Regions from separate parts of the Homo sapiens genome. Here region 1 is linked to region 2. Evidence: chromatin contacts called from ENCODE Hi-C data. All regions are on one chromosome and are shown on one strand. The core of a region is the stretch at or near the end of the contact, and the rest is flanking DNA. Distances in the headings are between cores, read along the strand shown. Region 1 overlaps AVPR1B (arginine vasopressin receptor 1B). Region 2 overlaps SLC45A3 (solute carrier family 45 member 3).

The links. Hi-C counts contacts between places; a loop is a spot of excess contacts on that map. Pooled maps may share reads with other maps.
Region 1: a loop to region 2 is called in a map of cardiac septum, with 2.7 times the contacts of the local background. The contact joins two enhancer-like sites. A Hi-C loop is called at or near these places in 15 of 168 maps with a recorded cell type or tissue (CD4-positive, alpha-beta T cell, CD4-positive, alpha-beta memory T cell, CD8-positive, alpha-beta T cell and 10 more), 6 of 37 single-sample maps with no recorded cell type and 27 of 50 pooled maps.

Annotation. Positions count from the first base shown.
Region 1 is chr1:206,108,820-206,116,038 of GRCh38, forward strand. AVPR1B (arginine vasopressin receptor 1B) reads right to left here. Exons shown (of 2, transcript NM_000707.5): 1 at 7,132-7,219; 2 at 1-1,704. The coding sequence ends at 1,370. Among named protein-coding and RNA genes, the nearest start is that of AVPR1B, 5.0 kb to the right of the region's middle. Within about 2 kb of position 4,357, at least 2 of the 41 ENCODE cell types and tissues checked have a DNase peak (open chromatin) inside an H3K27ac peak, as active enhancers do.
Region 2 is chr1:205,656,673-205,663,721 of GRCh38, forward strand. It overlaps SLC45A3 (solute carrier family 45 member 3), which reads right to left. Exons shown (of 5, transcript NM_033102.3): 3 at 6,161-6,946; 4 at 5,189-5,454; 5 at 1,179-2,999. The coding sequence ends at 2,562. Among named protein-coding and RNA genes, the nearest start is that of SLC45A3, 20 kb to the right of the region's middle. RefSeq lists enhancers at 3,405-3,993, 5,313-5,867, 5,868-6,423. Within about 2 kb of position 3,004, at least 4 of the 41 ENCODE cell types and tissues checked have a DNase peak (open chromatin) inside an H3K27ac peak, as active enhancers do.

The DNA of each region.
Region 1 (7,219 bases), core at 3,107-5,606, 450 kb after region 2:
ATGTGCCATGCTCTTCCTCTACCTCGGTCTACCTTGGCCTGCAGCCTCTCCCAGCCTTGGAGGAGGATTCAGCATCCCAGATGAGGACAAAAGTGGACAGTATGGCCATGGTGGGACCCACCGTCACCAGAATTGAGTCAAAGAGTATATCAATGCCATTGTCATAAAAATGCAACAACTCTTCTAGACCCTGTTGGTTATAATATCCTTTGTGTTTCTCTGTAACACCATTTCCAGTATTGCAGAGTCATGGAAGGTTGGAGTTTAGAGATCATCTCACCTATTACACAGGTGAGGAGACTGGGTCCTGGAAAGGGAGAGTGACTCACCCAAGGTCACACAGATACTGAAGGCAGAGCTGAGATTCAAACCCGGGCTCCTAACTGGATCACAGCATCCATATGGTTCATGGTGGAAGCTCTGAAGAGCCTGGAGGGTGTCCAGAGCCATGATGATGTCACCTTTTCTCAAAGGAGGTCTCCTCTGTGTAGCCCCCGGGGAAAGAGCAGGCTGGATTCCCTGGGGGGTGGGTTGGGGAAAGGAGGGAGGGCCACAAGTCCCTGCTGCCCTTGAGGCTTATTCTTGCTGTTAATTTTATGATGACCATTTTCATCTTCTCCTTCCCTCCCTCTTTCTTCCCACCCACACTGACAGTGGACCAGACCACAGAGAATATACAACACTTTCCCGTCATCCACGCTGTCATGGGGGGTGGCACGAGGAGAAGAGGGACTGGCATTTGCAGAGTTCCTGCTAGGTACCAGGTACTATACTGAATCCTGCATCTCCATGAGACCATCTCCCTTCAACAGACAGCTGGGCACAGCAGGGTAATCCCTACATATCCATTCACTTTTCTTCATGAAGCAATTTTCTCTCTAACAACAACAACAACAACAACAAATCCAGGATCCAAATAGAGTCCTCCTCACGGTTTTTCACTTCTCCCCTCTCCTGGTTAGGCTGAGATGTGCCAGTCAGGTTAGAATGGAGACAGGTAGCCAGGGCACAAGGCCAGCCTCTGAATTCCTGCCACCCGTGGACCCCTAGACAGCACCATCCTAGGCCTGCCTAGATCTGGGACACCATGTGTGCATGGACACCCTATGAATATGGCAGGACCAGGGAGACAGGCAGTTTGATTCTCCCTGACTGCCAGTGTCTGAGATTGGGAGCTTATGAGGCAGCCCTCACACTAGGGGCAGCTGTGACACCAGGGTAGGGGACCCATTCTGGCCTTTTCGCTCCGCTTTAGACAGGGCTCCTCTAACTCCAACCCTTACCCTCCCAGCTCTCATTTCCAGTGCCCGAGGTGGGCAGAGAACCTCCACTAGTCCTGGGGGCAGTACCAGACCCCAGCGAGTCTTTCCTAAAAGATGATGGTCTCAGCGGTGCCTTCCCCATCTGCCAGCTCCAAGTCCCTTGGTGACTCTTCAGGCCTGGGCCTCCCACTGAGGGTTAGGCTGAGGCTGAGGCTGAGGGTGGCCGGGCAGCTGGAGCGGGTCAGCAGCGTGGTGTGGCGGCTCGAGAGGCTGCCGTCGGAGAGCCGCCGGCGCATCCTGGGCTGGGGACCCCCACAGCAGGCAAGGTGACGCAGGGGCCGCGGTAACAGGTGGCTGTTGAAGCCCATGTAGATCCAGGGGTTGCAGCAGCTGTTGAGGTTGCCCAAAAGCATAGAGATGGTGAAAGCCACATTGGTGGAATCTACCAAGAGAGAAGCATGAGAAGCCTCAGAATGGCAGCTCGAAGGGACCTGGGAGAGCGTCCAGGCCCCACAGATGAGGAACAGATGAGGAAACTGAGTCCTAGAGAGGGGAAAGGAGTCACTCAGTGTCCTATAATTAGAGAGACACACACAGCTGAGACTTGAACCTGGGACTCCTGGCTCCAGAGTCTTACCATGCTGATTTTGTTTGTTTGTTTTTGTTGTGTAACTGCAGGGTGAAGGTAGGAGCTGAGGTTTCCTTCAAGTTTAATTGAGAAGAAGGAATGTTGTCAGGGATAGGATCAGCCCAGATAGGAGAAACTGACTTTATTCCAAAACCTAGACCTTGAGTCCCCTAATGGCTGTAGACCTAGAATGAGACAACTTCTGTAAAACAGGCAGGGAAAATAACCAAGCTCAGGCCCCGCCCATCTCCATCCCCACTTACATTATACATCATGGATTCACATGGCCTCCTGGACTCTGTCTCCTTCTATCCCTCAGGGGCAGGCCCACTCATTCTATATTCAGTCATTGAGTGTGTGGGCATCGACTCTGCCTGACTCTATGCTGGGGACCTGATGGGGCAATCAATGGAGCCTGACTGCCCTATCGACACCTATGCCATCATTGCCCCCTACAGCCAAGGGGGCAGCTTTTACATACTGGGCCTCCAAGCACCCCTCTCCAGACCAGAACTTGTTCTGTGTTCTTAGATTGTGCCTAGGAACTGTACCTTTCTGCAGGGAAAAACTAATTTCTCTCTTGGGCAGTCAAAATGTGAGGATGCCAAGGCTATAAGATTCCTTCCAGACAAAATATTCTTTCTAAAGACTAAATGAAACCCTCATGTCAGCAGGAAAGCTGCTAGGATGAGCTTTGGCCTCCTGCTGGATCTGTCATGGTTATAGCCATGGCATAGGTGGCATACTGAGTCACCTCACTCTTCAGTGGAGGTTGTAGAATCATTGAAAGCAATTTCAGAACTGGAAGGAACCTTAGAAGTAAGCTTTCTAGTTTTTATAGCACAGTTAGTAAGAGCTGCAACTCGAAGTCTTTCAGCTCTAAGGTAGAGATCCTATACTCCACCAGAGCTTCAACCAGTAAAATAAAAGGCAAAGCTCAACTGCCTACTCTGCAAAACACTGTGAAAGCTTCAGATGCACAGGCTCTTTGTGCACGTGTCCCAGGGGCATGCTCGTGGATGTGGCAACTCATGGCTCAAGAGAAGGGAAGACATAGGCCGAGAACATTTGATAGAGAACATGAGTCATAGGAGTGGGAAGCTAAAGGTATCTGGGCCTGGATGGACTGGTTCAGGGAACAGAAGTGAAGGTAGAGTGGGAAGCACCTGGAAGTAGAAGAGGGATGATATGGTTTGGATGTCGGCTGGGCGCAGTGGCTTACGCCCGTAATCCCAACACTTTGGGAGGTCGAGGCAGATGGATCACCTGAGGTCAGGAGTTCAAGACCAGCCTGGCCAACATGGTGAAACCCTGTCTCTACTAAAAATATGGAAAATTAGCCGGCTGTGGTGATGTGCACCTGTAGTCCCAGCTACTTGGGAGGCTGAGGCGGGAGAATCGCTTGAACCCGAGAGGCAGAGATTGCAGTGAGCTGAGATCGCGCCATTGCACTCCAGCCTGGGTGACAAGAGCAAGACTCCATCTCAAGAAAAAAAAAAGAGAGACAGGGAGAAAAAGAGTTTGGATGTTTGTGCCCTCCAAATCTCATGTTGAAATGTAGCCCGCAGTGTTGGACGTGGGCCTGATGGGAGGTGATTGGATCACAGGTCAGTTGTTTCACATGAGATCTGGTTGTTTGAAAGAGTCTGGGACCTCTCCCTTCTCTGTCTTGTCCTTTCTCACCATGTGATACGCTGGCTTCCCCCTTCACCTTCTGCCATGATTGGAAGCTTCCTGAGGCCCTCGCTAGAAGCAGATGCCGGCACTATTCTTCTTTTTAATTTTCTTTTTGAGACAGGGTCTCGCTCTGACCCTCAGGCTGGAGTGCAGTGTGTGATTATGGCTCACTGCAGCCCTGACCTCCTGTGCTCAAGCAATGCTTCTACTTCAGCATCCTCGGTAGATGGGACCAGAGGGGTGAACCAGTGTGCCACCATGCCTGGCTAATTTTTTTTATATTTAGTAGAGATGAGGTCTCACTGTTTCCCAGGCTGGTTTTGAACTCTTGGAATCAATTGATCCCCCTGCCTCAGCCTCGCAAAGTGCTGGGATTACAGGCATGAGCCACCACACCCAGCCTGGCACCATGCTACTTGTATAGCCTGCAGAACTGTAAGCCAAAGTAAACCTCTTTTCTTTATAAATTTCTCAGTTTCAGGTATTCCTTTATAACAATGCAAATGGACTAACACAAGGGACAAGCCCCCAAAACAAGCTCAGCCTTCCTTCCGTTTTGCCTGGTTTCTGGCCTGCTCCCTAGTTAATGTGTAACTACAAGTTGCGGAAGATTTGGGAAGTGGCTTTGGCTGAGGGGACAGTATTCATCCTGTCTGCTCCATCGATGTGCATTTAGTGTCCAGATTAAGCCAGGGACAAAGGAGTTCCACAGGTTCCTTCATTTAGGAAGTGCCTGTTTGGTTTGGCTCACGTGAGCCAGGCCTTGGTAGGGGCTGGAGACGTGCCACAGAGGAGGTGCTGCAGAGCAGGTGCCAGAGGCAGTGGAGGCTGTGCTTCCCAGCCCTTGAGGGTGGATCTACCACACCCAGTCCTGGCCTCCGTTGCCTCCTGCCAGAAACTCAGCTGATGGTCGGGGACAGGGGCAGGGACAAGGAAACAAGCAGGCTCTGACCAAAGACTTGGGGCTAGGGGGCAAACAGGCCGGCATGCAGAGGAGGGGAACTGTGTGTACTGGAAAGCAAGTTTAAAGTAATGAATTTCTCCCCCAAGGGCTTTCATTTTTCTGGGAGCACATTGTCTGTAAGATAACCCTTTGGGACAACCCACTGTCCCATGCATTCCTTGCCCAGAGAGGTCCTTGGTAAGTGGTGAATCACTCTACACAAGTGAGGGCTGAGGTGTTGAGGGACAGGTTGATGATGATAGTTGATACTACAGGCAAGTAGGAAAGTCTGCACTGGCTGAGTGGCAGGAGCACCATCTTCTCCTCAATAAAGAGGCAGATGACCATCTCACCCCGGTGCCACTGGCTATGCCACAATGTTGGGAGTAAAGCCATGACCTGGATGAAGCTTGGCCCATAAAGACCTCAATTCAAGCCCAAGCTCTATCTCTCACTAGCAGTGGCATTTTGGACCAGTTATTTTGCCTCTATGAGTCTCAGGTGACTCAAATTTAAAATACAGAAGGCCACTCCTCAGTAGCATGAGGGCTGAATGTGCCTGTGCCTAGGAAACCCTCCTTCCTTCTATTCTGTGCTTGGCTAGAGCAGGGAGGTCCCTACAGTTGGCTAGAATTAATTAGAATTGCTCATTGCTTAAAGGATAATCTGCAAATAATCTCTTGCCCAGACGATGTCAAAAGGGCGATTAAGAAGGGATATTGTATTAAGAAGGAAGTTTGGTATTACTTTTGCACGCCTCTTGCATGGTTGTATTAAATTCATGAATGGCTCTCCTCTATTTCATCTCTCCAGAAAAGCAAAGCATTTGGCTTAAGCACGTCCTGGGATGAGCAAAATGAGATCAGAAACAACAATACAAAGGAAGGGGACCACTGGTGGGAATTGGTGGCCTGAGACTGCTGCTTAGTGAACTCTCAGGAAGCTTCCAGAGGAACCTGTGCACAGGGCCTGCCTAGGACACTTGCAGGTGTTACCCACTATACATCCTGAGCTGTGCACACTATGAGATGCACTGCAGGGCACAATCACCCCTCTTCATAGCCACCCAGACAGGTCAGCATGCACTTGTCCTCATGCCTCACTCCTGCTTAGGGGAGCAGGAGCAGCTGTTCTGAATACTGCTCTCCAACACTTAGGCTGCCTAGACACAGCCCCTGCCTTCCTGAGAACAAGTTCACCTCTGGACGGCCAGACCATCAGGCACTGTCTAAAGCTCAGGAGGACACTGTCTACTACACCCCAGAAAAATGATGAGAGCCAGGCCTCCCATGTGCCAACTGTAGCACAGTCCTCTTAGAGGTTCCCATGTTGTTTTTCACACAGGAGAAAGGTCTCCCTCCTTTTAGAACCACTTTTAAAATCAGGGTTATTAATGGGGTTGAGGAAAAAGACAAGGAGACAGAAGACCTGGGCTTTATTCTTCACTTTGTCACTCCCTAGCTGTGAGGCCTGGGGCAAGTCATGGTTCTGAGGCAGGAAAACAGCAGAGGGAATTAGAGGTTGGATAAAAAGCAGAATGAGTAGGAGCAGAAGCAGGATAAAGAGGAGGGTGAGCAAGAGGCAAGATAAGAAGCAGAAGCTGAGCCAAAACAAAAGTTATATGAAGTGAGTCAAGAGCCCCCATGGTTGGCTAGATTCAGACCAATCCAGTAAGGGGCAGCTCCTCAGAGATGGGCATGTATATTAAAGAGAAAAAGTATCCCTAAAATGACCCCATATGAGAATCAGCTCATTAAAGCTCATGCATAGGTACTGCATAGCATGCATGCACTTAAAATTATGAGATGAAGGTTACGTGCAAGTGCACAAGGGCCAAAGTAACTAAGCAACCTACCTATCAATCAAAAGCCAGATGCTGGTTAAAGATTAGGCAGCTCGGGGAAGAGAAAAAAAAAACACATAAAAAGGCCCAAAGTACACCAAACTGACGCCGATCTCATTTCACAGAGCTTAGCCCACTCTCCCCTCTCCGAGAGTGTTACTGTGCTTAATAAACTTTTGCTACTTTGCTATTTGTGTGTGTCACATCCAATTCTTTGTTCGTGGCACCAAGAACCTGGGACTTCACCACATCAGCTGGTAACAGTTCCTCTCTGAGCCTCTGTTTCCTCATTAGTAACATGAAGAGGTTGAACTGGAAATTTCAGGGTTTTCATGTGCCAACCCTAATTAACTGGAAGTGTCTGTTGAGAAGGAGCTCAAAGGCATGTCCAGGTGCAGGAGGGACAAGGCTGAGAGAGCAAGTTCATGGGCCACAAATTGCTATCATTCTATGATTTTAAAGCCCATCTAGCAAACTAGTAGTTGGTGGCCAAATGTGCTAATGGTCATATTTCATTAGTACCACCTAGTATTTTAAAATTGTTAGTTACCAAAATTTTTAAAGCTGGAAATTTCACGTAAAAGATACTGACATGGCATCGGTAGGCTGAATGGAAATCATAACTGCCCCTTTTCACTTGGAGCAGGCACCATCTTCCTTCATTGCCCCACTAGTTTGTCACCTGCCTGGCCCTGGGAGGCATTGTAACCCTGACCTAATCCCCCATCCTCTCTTTCTGTCTCTCCCACCTCACTGCCCCCACATAGACCCCACTTGCCTTCATCAGGGGCATTCTTGTCCCACACGGACCACATCTGGACACTGAAGAAGGGAGCCCAGCAAGCGATGTAGGCCAGCACGATGAC
Region 2 (7,049 bases), core at 1,754-4,253:
TGGAGAAAACTGTCCATGGACTGGATAATTGATAAGGAATTATTGTATACTTTGTGGGATATCATGGTATTGTGATCAAGTTGTTAAAAATTCAGTCCTATTTCTTAGAGACACATACAGAAGTATATACAGGTGAAACTAAATTGTCTGGCACCAGCTTTAAAAATACCCTAGGGGATGGGGGAAAGGGAAAGATGAAACAAAGCAGCAGAATGTTAATAACTGTTGCAGCTTGGTTCTTTATATCTGGCTCCCTACTTGTGTATATTTGAAATTTTCCGTAACAAAAAAGTTAAATGTAGAACATTTTTTTAAAATAGGTAAAACAAGCCCTTGCACAGGTTATTAACGGAACTGAACTCTTGGGAATTTAAGGAACTGGAAGGCCAGTCGAGGTTGGAGGCATCGGGGAGATGGCAGGGCAGGGAAGACTCTGAGTTTGACCGGACCTGGCACGAGGGTGGAGGAGAGGGGAAGGGGCATGAACCAAGGCACAGTGGGGTCAAAAGCCTCATCGTGCACATGCCAAGTGCATTCCCTATTCCCATGCTGTGGGTGATGGGTGCTTGTTCCATCTCCTGGCCACACTATGGGTTTTTTTTTTTTTTTTCATTTTTTGAGATGGAGTTTCACTCTTGTCACCCAGGATGGAGTGCAATGGCACGATCTCGGCTCACTGCAACCTCCACCTCCTGGATTCAAGCGATTCTCCTGCCTCAGCCTCCCGAGTAGCTGGGATTACAGGCACGCACCACCACACCTGGCTAATTTTTTATATTTTTAGTAGAGACAGGGTTTCATCATGTTGGCCAGGCTGGTCTCGGAACTCCTGACCTCAAGTGATCCACCTGCCTCAGCCTCCCAAAGTGCTGGGATTACAGGCGTGAGTCATCATGCCCATCCCTACTCAGGGGTCTTTTAGAAGGAAAATGCCACCATTGCCCCACACTTCAGACTCTTTCTGACCCCCTCTCCCCAACTCCGAAACCCCCCAGTCCAAGGTGCAGCACAACCCCCCACAATTGGCAATTGACACAAAGAGTGCTGGTCTATGCCTCCACCTGCTGGTGGCCACTGGGAAGTGAAGCTGTCAAAAGCCAAAGGGCTCCCTGAACTGAGAGTTAAGAATGTTGTAGAAAGATCAGGTCTTTCCCCCTCCTAAAAGAAACACATGCCAATAAACATATAAGAAAGCCTTTAATTTTGTCACCATAAACATTATACTCTGATTGCTCACTTACAGTATAAAATATTCACCCCGCTAAATAAATAAGACGACATTATTGCAAACGGCACTTAAACCCCCCCTGAGAGATAAGACCTCCCTTAGCTCAGGCAGGGGGTGCTCCTGAGTTTCTGTGTGAGATTCCCCAAGCACAGATATACTCTGGGGGCTGAGATGGACAAAGGCTTGGGAAACCGCACTTTGTGCTTCTGGTCCTGCAGTAGCTCCAAACAGGGTTGTGGAGCTGGTGGGGAAAGTTGGGGGTAGGGGAAAGTTGGGGGTAGGGGAAATTTTGGGCAGTGCCTTCATCAGCCCAGTCCTAGAGAGAGTAGAGGGGAGTGGAAGTGGGGGGAACCAGGCTGGGCCAAGAGAAGAGGGGTGGTTAGGGAAGCCGTTGAGACCTGAAGCCCCACCCTCTACCTTCCTTCAACACCCTAACCTTGGGTAACAGCATTTGGAATTATCATTTGGGATGAGTAGAATTTCCAAGGTCCTGGGTTAGGCATTTTGGGGGGCCAGACCCCAGGAGAAGAAGATTCTGGCAATGATCAGCCCAATGACCAGCTATCTCAGGGGACCTGATTGTTGGGGATCCCCCACCCTACCCAAATATTAGACACCAACACAGAAAAGCTAGCAATGGATTCCCTTCTACTTTGTTAAATAAATAAGTTAAATATTTAAATGCCTGTGTCTCTGTGATGGCAACAGAAGGACCAACAGGCCACATCCTGATAAAAGGTAAGAGGGGGGTGGATCAGCAAAAAGACAGTGCTGTGGGCTGAGGGGACCTGGTTCTTGTGTGTTGCCCCTCAGGACTCTTCCCCTACAAATAACTTTCATATGTTCAAATCCCATGGAGGAGTGTTTCATCCTAGAAACTCCCATGCAAGAGCTACATTAAACGAAGCTGCAGGTTAAGGGGCTTAGAGATGGGAAACCAGGTGACTGAGTTTATTCAGCTCCCAAAAACCCTTCTCTAGGTGTGTCTCAACTAGGAGGCTAGCTGTTAACCCTGAGCCTGGGTAATCCACCTGCAGAGTCCCCGCATTCCAGTGCATGGAGCCCTTCTGGCCTCCCTGTATAAGTCCAGACTGAAACCCCCTTGGAAGGCCTCCAGTCAGGCAGCCCTAGAGACTGGGGAGAGAGGAGAGGGACGCCCCAGCCCCCAGCTGTGCAGCTACGCACCTCAGCAGCACAGGGTGGCAGCAGAGAGCCACATTACTTTGGCAGCAACAGAAACTGGCGGCCAGCCCGGCAGCCCCATGGGGCTAACAGGAGCGGGGAGCTGGGACCCAGTGAGGCAGGCCCTCCACCCCAATGTGCTGGAAGTTTTCTACGCTGAGTATTTGGCCAAGTCGCTCTTGTCAAATACTACCTGTGTAGCAAAGTAAATGGCGACCAGACCCAGGCCTGCGGCAGACACCATATAGGCAGTGACAGACTGGCTGAGCTGGACAATGGAGCCCATAAACAGGGATGGGGCCACCTGGGACAGCAGGAAGGCACTATCCAGGATGGCGAGGTCCAGGCAGATGCCCCGGCCCGGAACCACCCTGGCCTCGGTGGGCTCACCCACCACCACACGTACGGAGACATCACAGGCAGAGGCCCCGCAGAGCGCGGGTGGAGGTGGGAGCAGGCCACTGCCTCCAGCACCCACGTGTCCATTAGGGAAGGGAGCTCCAGGCTTAGGGCCTGGCAGGAAGCTGGTCATCAGGCTGTCCTCACTGCTAGCACCTCCAGTGTCCCCTCGGTATTTGGGCAGGAACACCTAAGGCAGAGGGGTGAAGAAAAGGGGAAGAGGACAGGTGTGTACCCAGCACTGGCACCACCCCAGCTGTGAGAACAGACCCTTGCCTCCATCCCAGGGGCAATGGGACTTCATGAGAATCAGGAGCAGGAGAGAAGATGGAGACCCTACTTGGTCCAAGTCTAACCAGGACCCTTCCTCAGGAGTGGGAGAAGGGTAACGGGGTAGGGCGGGGACAAATGTGAACCCAGAAGTCTAGGTCTCCTCTAGCCTCTTAGAACAGGTAAGAGGCAGACAAACTCAATATCACAGATCAGAGAGAACAGAGCTCCAAGGTAAGGAAAAGACACAGGGGGAATGAAGACGGTGGTAAGAGATGCACAGAACAGAGGAACAAAAGCCAAGGCAGGGCCCCTGATGGCCCAAACCCCACGCAGGCTCTCCTAACCTTCCTTCCTGCCTGCCCTCCACTCCGACATCTGGAAATCCTCATTGCCCGGTGCAGAGAAGCTCTGCCTCTCTGGGGTCCCAGATGCCACTAGGGTAGCTGCCCTGCCATGAGCTCCCTTGTCCCCAGCCTTGGGGCAGGGAGAATCCAGTAGACCCCAAGCAGGAGGAATGTCCCTCTTCCCACCTCCCCCAGCCCCAGCTGTGCTAATGTTGAAGGCTTCTCACTTCCTTCCTGCTGTCTGACTTAGATCAGAGTGACTGGTCGACCACCATCCCCCCAACCCCTGCCCTTGATGGCCCAGAGCCTCCTATTTAAGGACAAGGCCAGGTCTTATCCAACATTGTCCCCATGCCAGAAGAGTTGAGTTGGCTGCATTTGCGAGGTGGGAGCCATGGCAGAGCTCAAACCTGACACCAGGGAAGCCCACGGCTCACCATGCAGCTCAACAAGTGGGCAAAGGAACAGGCAGACAGCGTGCAGTGCCAAGTCTGCCATCAGCTGCTGTTAGGAAGGGGCCTCCCAGGACTTCTCCTCCCTGCCTGCCACCCCAGGAATGTCCGCTGAGGTTGGAGTCTGGAGTGGTCCGAGGACAGACATGCTCCTCCATCTGGAGAAGATGGCTAGCCCCAGAACGTTCCCTGGCACGACAGCACATACTCAGGCCTGGCCGCTGATGCCAGCCCCCTGCCCCCAGCCCAGGCAAGCAGAAGAGTGAAGGCTGAAGAAGGTTATCAGTGGGCTAACAGGGGTCTCAGGGACCAGGCTCCCCCAACCAAAACCTTAGCCCCTCCCCTCCATACCTCTCACCCCTGCAGCTACCTACTCAGTTAACCAGCCTCTCAGCTACGAACTTACCTACTCCTCTCCTCAAGTGCTACGAGACGCAGGGGCAGGTCTTCCCTACAGTCTGAGAGCTCTATGAGAGCAGTCCTGCATCTCCTCCTCCCTTGGGACACCCCAACTTCATGCCCCTCAAGGCAGAGTCCAGCACCCAGGTTTGTAGCTCAGTGAGGTCAGTGGAGGGGACAAGGATGACCACACTACCTGGGTTAGGTGGCTTCCCAAGGAAAGGGGCCCCTGGAGGGGCTGGTTAGTGTAGGGCCAACCAAGAAGGAGGTCCCCACAACTTACACAGTGCCCAAGTGAGTGGGTCAGGTGTCAAGCTCAGATATCTGCCACAGGGGAAGGGGAAGGGGAAGGAGAAAGGGAAGGAGGCAAAGGAGGGATGCAGGAAAAGAAAAGGGAATTAGACAGAAAAGAAAAATAAGCCAGAAAGAAAGGGGGTAGGAAGGAGCCTGCCCCATCTCAGAGACCAGAGTAGGATACAGGCTAAGTCAGGTTGCTGCTCCCTGAAGAAAGGTGTTGCTAAGGCTGGACCATTCCCACTCCCGTCTGCTGAGGCTGAATGGCCCAGGGGTCATCTGATTCAGCGCCCTGCCTCTCCATAGAACAACCAGCCTAGAAGCCTAGGGCTCCTGCTGGCCTGACCCTTCGGGATTCCCACTATCGTATTTTGCATTTCCTGCAATCATCCATTCAAGTGCTACACAGTCCTGACCCCAGGAAGTCATTCCCAGAATCTAATCTACACTGTTCTGCAGCCCAAGCCTCTGGCCCTGGGGCTAGGATAAGCTTCTTCTCTGATTCAAAGAAGCATTCTCCAAAGTTGCTTGCCAGATACCAGGTTCTGAGCTAGTTGGCCTCCCAAAAACCCAGACCACCCCTCCCACCCTGACTCCACCCACTGGCCAATGAGTACCTGCTTCTCCCGGTGGTAGAGGGAGGCCAGTGTGTAGGGCAGGATCTGCAGGGCTGAGAAGGTGAACCCGGTGAGGGCGGCTGAAGCTGTCACCACGGCCACACTGTGGGACAGGCATGTGGCACCGGCAGCCACAGGGAAAGCTGCCACACTGGCCAAATAGACTGCTCGAGTGCCGAATCGCTGCACCAGCCGGTCCATGACCAGAGAGAAGACCAGGGAGATGGCGCACTGCAGGAACAGCCCCAGGCTGCCCATCCGAACGCCTGCAGAGGGAGAGGGGCCATCAGACAGAGCCTGGGAGGGAAGGGTCGGAGCAGTCTCAGGGAGATGAGAAGGCGGAACCACAGGTACCTGCTGCACGAGACCTGCTGTGGACCAGCCCTGCTCCCCAGCACCCTTCCCCTTTCTACCTCTAGCAATGGGAGTCTAGGTTCTTCCACTGACCCTCAGAGAATGTGGGCAACGCCCCTTGCTGAAGGCAGAGGAAGGTAGTCTGAAGGTTTCCTGGGAGTCTCAGCTGTGAGGACAGGCGGGTGAGAGGGAACACAAAGACAGCTGGCCATAGGCTTCAAGACGCTTCTAGGACGCCTGAGCTGGAAGGCGCTGGTGAGATTATTTGGAAAGTCGTTGGGGGAGCAGAGGGCACACTGCGGCTGGAACCAGGCAGATCTGAAATCCAGCCTTAACTCCTCCACTCCCTCTAGACTTTGAATAAGCTCCGCCTTTCCTTCTGTCAAACTGGGGCAACGACTCTGATCAGACTCCTAGAGCAGCCAGAGGCCTTCCTGAAACCGCAAGCAGAGATGTTCCACACCCATGAGAAGCCGTGTATGCAGATGGGGTCCATCCCCACTTTCCTGACAGAGAAGTCGGGGCCAGGATGGAGAGGCACCAGCCCAGACACAGCCCCGAGTGTCGTCTCTGGTGGGCGGCTCCCACACCAGCCTCTGCTGGCTGCCAAGGCCTTACCTTCATCATAGTGTCTCCGGGCCTCGGTGCCCGGCTCAGCTCTGGGCACGCCCTGGTACAGCCCCTCGCCCACGAAATCCGTGTAAAACAGCGTGAAGGTCATGAGTGCCATCCAGCTGCACAGCTCAGCCACGAAGAGCCGGCGCAGGGTGCGGGGCATGCGGCAGCACAGCTGGTGCAGCCGGGGAAGCAGGGCGCCCAGGTTCCGGAAAGCCAAGCGGGCCCGGCATGGACAGCAGTGGGGCGACAAGGAGGGGGCCGACAGCCCTTCTGCTGGCTCGGTGGGGCCCAGCGCTGCCTCCTCAGCCACCAGCAGTGTGGCTGCTACGCAGGTGAGGAAGATGAGGGTGAGCAGGCCAAAGAGGCACTCCTCCTGGGTGCCCAGGTAGGGGGCCAGGGCACTGGTGTCCCAGTCAATGGCAGGCAGGAGGTAGCCCAGGCAGCCCCCAAGACTGATCATGAAGGCATAGACAGAGTAGGCCTGGCGACAGTGGTCCGGGTCCCGGAAGAGGTCAGAGAGCAGGGCCTCCAGTGGAGTGAAGCACACCTGGCCACAGAAGTCCAGCAGCCCCACGCCCAGGATGAGCAGTGCCAGCTCCAGGGGCCTGGGATCCGGGCACAGCAGCCCTGCTAGCCAGCCGGCCCTTGGGATGAGAAAGAGGCTCAGCAGGATGCCCAAGGACAGTGCCCAGATGAAGGGCCGGCGGCGGCCATAGCGTCCACGCCAGTGGTCACTGGCTGAGCCTAGGAGCGGGACACAGACCAGGCCCAGCACTGGACCAATGCCTGCAAGAAGGGAAGTAGTATGAGTCAATGGCTGGGACAAGTAAAGGGCAAGGGGAAGGGGAACCAAGCTCCGTGAGAAGGATGGAAATAACATTCCGTACTC